Regions from separate parts of the Homo sapiens genome. Here region 1 is linked to region 2. The links are chromatin loops, found by intact Hi-C in ENCODE. Cell type or tissue: ovary. All regions are shown on one strand.

Evidence for each region. A loop is a pair of places that touch in the nucleus more often than their neighbours do. Peaks named below come from ENCODE experiments on the same cell type or tissue, not always from the same donor. Only the 100,000 strongest peaks of a DNase experiment are listed, where the experiment ranks them.
Region 1: it touches region 2 in a loop (5-fold over the local background); 6 of 110 quality-filtered maps call a loop at or near these places.

What each region holds. Positions count from the first base shown.
Region 1 is chr9:92,649,672-92,652,171 of GRCh38, reverse strand. All of the region lies in intron 4 of IPPK (inositol-pentakisphosphate 2-kinase), which reads left to right. Among named protein-coding and RNA genes, the nearest start is that of IPPK, 19 kb to the left of the region's middle. In ovary, no CTCF peak of the experiment used is centred here; a DNase peak (open chromatin) is centred at 1,111; H3K27ac peaks cover 1,341 bases.
Region 2 is chr9:92,139,417-92,141,916 of GRCh38, reverse strand. LINC00475 (long intergenic non-protein coding RNA 475) reads right to left here and starts at 450. Exons shown (of 4, transcript NR_027341.1): 1 at 267-450. RefSeq lists enhancers at 1-164, 165-744, 1,324-1,903 and a silencer at 421-600. In ovary, CTCF peaks have their summits at 501 and 1,454 (motif pointing left); a DNase peak (open chromatin) is centred at 1,446; H3K4me3 peaks cover 1,188 bases; H3K27ac peaks cover 1,043 bases.

The DNA of each region.
Region 1 (2,500 bases), 510 kb before region 2:
AGCCAGTTTTCAGTAATTCTTTTGCCAGAAACTTCATTATCAGGGATAGAAATCCTGGGAGCTCATGGATACAATTCTCTGTATCAGAAAACCACAGCACTGCACAGAATATGTGATGAAGAACCAGTAAAGGCAGGTGCGGTGGCTCTCGCCTGTAATCCCAGCACTTTGGGAAGCTGAGGCAGGCAGGTCACCTGAGGTCAGGAGTTCGAGACCAGCGTGACCAACATGGTGAAACACCTTCTCTACTAAAACAAACAAACAAACAAAATATATATATGTACAAAAATTAGCTGGGCGTAGTGGCGGGCACCTGTAATCCCAGCTACTTGGGAAGTTGAGGCAGGAGAATCGCTGGAACCCGGGAGGCAGAGATTTCAGTTAGCTGAGATCACGCCACTGTACTCCAACCCCAGGTGACAGAGTGAGACTCCGTCTCAAACAAACGAACAAAAAAGAACAAATTAATACCACAGAAAACAACATGAGGGAGGAGCTGGAGGTGGAGGGTCTGGGGCAGACTTAGGAACGGGAAGGGTTCCCAGAGGCCTGGGAGAGGCAAAAGGAAACTGAGGTGACCTGAGCTTCAGGAGGGAGGGCCTGGCCCAGGAGGGTCTGCAGCCCAGGGAGCTGTCCCCAACCGGAGTCTAGGCTAGGTCTGTGTCCTTCTGAGGAACAGGGAATCCAAGGGCCTTCTGTGGCATCACCTTCCCCATCCTCATGTTGTCCTTCCCCAATCCCCTCCCATCCCTTCGCCTCTCCCTTTCTCCTCCATCCCCACCCACTCCCTTTTCTGCACTTGCTGGTGGCCTTATGACAGGAATCAGGTCAAACCTTTTTTTTCAGTCAGTGATCAAAGAGATAAATTTCGTGAGTTGAGGGTGGAAATGCCTCTGCCCGGAGCACAGCCAGGCAATGAGGGTGTGGAATTAGCCAGTATAAAATTTTTTCCTGATTTGATTTGGAAAATGAAAGCAAACCATTCTCTGGGTCTGCAGTCTCTGGCTGGGGCAGGGAGGAATGGGCTTCACACTGCAGGAAAGGCTGGGGAGGCGGGAACGCCACAGGACAGTGGCTAGGCTCCAGTTCTTCCTCTCGGTGAATGCAGTCTGAGCCCGGCTCCAGGGTGCTGTCTGCAACTGCTCTGCTGCTCAGCCTGCCATTTCATAACAACCGTGGGAGGTTTATCACACCACAGTGATAAAAACCAGACTTGGAGTAAGGCTCATTATGTTAAAGGAGGAAAGCCTGTCCCTGGGGTGCCTGGAGCCCAGGCTTGTTTGGTTCTGTCCACACCACGGGTTCCAGCAGATCTGGTGCTGGGGAAATATTGGTGCACTGGGGACTGGGAAGGGCCTAGATGTGAGAGAAGGTAGAGCCTGCAGCCCCCTCCTCTTCAAGTTCCTGGGCTAAGGGTGTTGTGGAATTAGGGGACCATCCCCAAGACCACCCTCAGGATTGATAATACGCTAGAAGGACCAACATAACTCACTGTTTTACTTATGGTTATGTTTTATTGCAGGAAAAGGATAAAGATGGGACCAGCCAAGGGGAGAGGTGCAGGGGTGGGGTCCAGGAGAGACCTGGCATGAGCTTCTGGGTCCTCTCCTCAGGGGTGGTGTGGGCAGTATTCACTCTCCCATATGGAGTGTGCCCACCAGGAAGCTCACCAGGCATTGTTGTCCAGAGTTTTCACTGGGGCTCAGGCACATCGACATGGCTGACCATCGGTGTGGCTGACTGCAGTCTCCAGCCTCTCCAGAGTTTGAGCCGATACCATAAGGCGTGAAGCTACCCCCTACATAAACCAAGTTATTTTTTGTTTTTGTTTTTGTTTTTTTTTTTGAGATGGAGTCTTGCTCCTTCGCCAGGCGGTAGTGCAGTGGCGCACAATCTGGGCTCACTGCAACCTCCTCTGCCTCTCTGGTTCAAGCAATTCTCCTGCCTACGCCTCCCGAGTAGCTGGGATTACAGGTGCATGCCACCACGCCCAGCTAATTTTTTGTATTTTTAGTAGAGATGGGGTTTCACCATGTTGGCCAAGATGGTCTTGATCTCTTGACCTCATGATCTGCCCACTTAGGCCTCCCAAAGTGCTGGGATTACAGGTGTGAGCCACCGTGCCCGCCTTTTTTTTTTTTTTTTTGAGACAGAGTCTTGCTCTGTTGCCCAGGCTGGAGTGCAGTAGCACGATCTCGGCTCACCACAACCTCCGTCTCTAGGGTTCAAGCAATTCTCCTGCTTCAGCCTCCCGAGTAGCTGGGACTGTAGGCACGTGCCACCATGCCTGGCTAATTTTTGTATTTTTAGTAGAGACGGGGTTTCACTATGTTGGCCAGGCTAGTCTCGAACTCCTGACCTCATGATCCACCTGCCTTGGCCTCCCAAAGTGCTGGGATAACAGGTGTGAGCCACCTCACCTGGCCTAAACCACGTTGTTACTGTGTGTGTCCCACAATCCCCAGGGAGACATGAGGTTTTCATCAGGTACAGAGATGCC
Region 2 (2,500 bases):
AACCTGGGCTCCCGCAGTCAGCCCACAAGCACGGAGGCCAATGGGGAAGCCAAGTCAGGGAAGCCTGGTCTCCCTGCTCGCCTGATATTTAGTCTCAGACTCTTCTCCCCTCCCCAGTCCCGCAACGGTCAACTTGGAAGGGGGTGAACCCTCTCCGGGATGCCCACGCCCCAGGGCACCAAGCAAGCAGGTGTCCTGCTGAGGCCAGGACTGGGTGCAAGCCAGCAGCCCGCAGTACCAGGTGGAGACAGGCGGGCAGTACTCACAGGTAAGCCGTCAGGGGATCCAGGTCCCCCGGTATGGCGGACAGCCCAAGCTCAAGAGCAGTCGGCAGACAGCATGATGCCGTCCTCCTGGCAGTGGCAGGGGGCCGGGCAGGCGGTAGGCCCCGGGCCGGGCTGGGGGGCGCAGCCGGCGCTCGGGGAGGCGCACACAGCGGCGCGAAGTCACAGCGCCCGGAGCCTGGGCGGGTTGGGCATCTCGGCGGCCGGGCTGCTGGGTCACCTGGCGGCCAGGCGCGCAGACGCACGGGCGCGGTGTCCGCAGCTGCTTTCTCCCGGTCCCGGCGGGCTGCGCCGTCGGTGGGGACCGCCCCGGGGGCTCTACTGGGCGTCGGCGGCGGGGCGGTGCAGTCAGAGAGGAGCAGGCATTGTTGAGTGATCTTCGTTATTCAGTTTCACAGGCTGGGCTTGGCAAGGGAGGGAGACCCAGCCGGAGGAGGAGTCAAGGAAACTTTCTACGCTGCGGCTAGCTCCCTTCCCTCCTTCCTTCGGAGCTGGCAGGAATTTCATTCAGGAAAGATAAAAAAAGGAAAAAAGCAAAGAAACCCAAGCGAGCAAAGCTCAGCCCGTCAGAGACCTGCACTTGTTTAGAAAGGGTGTCCCAGGGCCTTGGCTGCAGGGCTGGGGACCCTCTTGCCTTTGGGGATAGCCACGGGGTCACATGGGACCCAGAGGAGATCTCTGAAAGAGGCCTTGGGGCTCTCATAGCCCCTCATGCCTTCACCACGTTTCACACTGGAGGAAACAGAGACCCAAGAGGAGAAATGATTTGTTCAAGGTGACACAGCTGATAGGGCATCCCCAGAGCTGGAACTCGTCAGCCCTCCTCGGCCTTATCCTAGGACAAGAGAGAGGGGAGTGAGGGGCTACCCTGGAAGAGGCCAGGCTGCGGAGGGTTCCACTGCAAGCTGGGATGACCCGGCAGTGGGCAACCAGGAGCAGTCTCCTCCCTGAGAGGTCGCGCCTTGACTCCAAAGAAACGGGTGTGGAGTTCCACTCGCTGAGTGCACCCTGGGTGGAAATGCACTCCTGCAGCCTCTGTCAGGTTTACTGTCAGGTTTACGGGGACCACCTTGATCCCTGCTCCCAGGACCTCGGCAGGCTGAGGGACTGCGTGCAGCTCAGCTGCTTGTCAAGAGGCCACCTCAAAGTAAGCAGATTGGCGCCACCTGGAGGCCGGGTGCTGCACCTGCAGCTCGGCCACCCTGAGGCTGGAATCCCACCAACTGGCTGACCTGGCCGGCCCCAGAGCCCTGGTGAGCAAAGGGCACGGTGGTTAAAACTGAGGCCAATCCCTGTTCTCTCCTTAGACCATAGTGAGCTGGCTGTGCTTCCTTCACGCAGCCTCTTGCTGTCTCTGGTCTCTCCCATGCTGAGCCAAGCCCCAGTGCAGAGCTAGAGCAGGCTGTGGGCACCCCTCCTTCCTTTTTTGCCCTGTCTCCCCATGGTCCAGCCAGAGGGTATACCAGAAACCTGGGACCTCAGAGGCATCCAGGATTTCTTCCACCCTGTCCTTCCACATGCCAGAATCCTCTCATCAACACCTCTCCACTCTCCGATAACCTCCCAGGGCTAGAGGGGCTGCATAGCCGGACCAAGAAATGAGCAGACCCTGACCCTAGGCCTCCCGTTGGTGCCATGGCGCTGAAAGTAGAAGATGAGCCTCCTAAGAAGGCTAGAGGATGGGCCTACATGACCAGAAAGACTCACAGATAGAGCCACCTTTGCCCTATGGCAGAAAGCTACCACAGGCCAGCCTGCACTTCCTTCACTCAACCATAGCCTTGGCTCCATCTCATTTGCAGCTCCTGCTGCTCCAATGTGAGATTTTCCCAGAGTGGAAAAGCCATGGTTGAGCCCTGTTGCAACCTCAGCAGCAGCTGCTTGAGACAGACTTGGGCAGCTCAGAGCAGAGCCTCCAGCCTGCTTTTGTGAGGGTCATTAGGGGGCCCACCCTCAGCTCCTGATAAACATGGCATATGGAGGACACCGGCATTTAGTCCTCCTGGGAGGGCACCAGTGCTTTAGTCTCGTTCTGGGAAAGCTCCCGGCTGAGCAGCCAGCACGACCTCTGTACCCTTCTTCAACCAGGCCTGAGAAGGACCCTCCTGACTTCTGACCCGTTGCACCTTAGTAGGAACTCAGGTTGGCCAAAGAGCTCTCCCCGCTTCCCCTTGGGGAGACCCGACTCCATTTCAGGGACTCTTGCTCTGATCTTT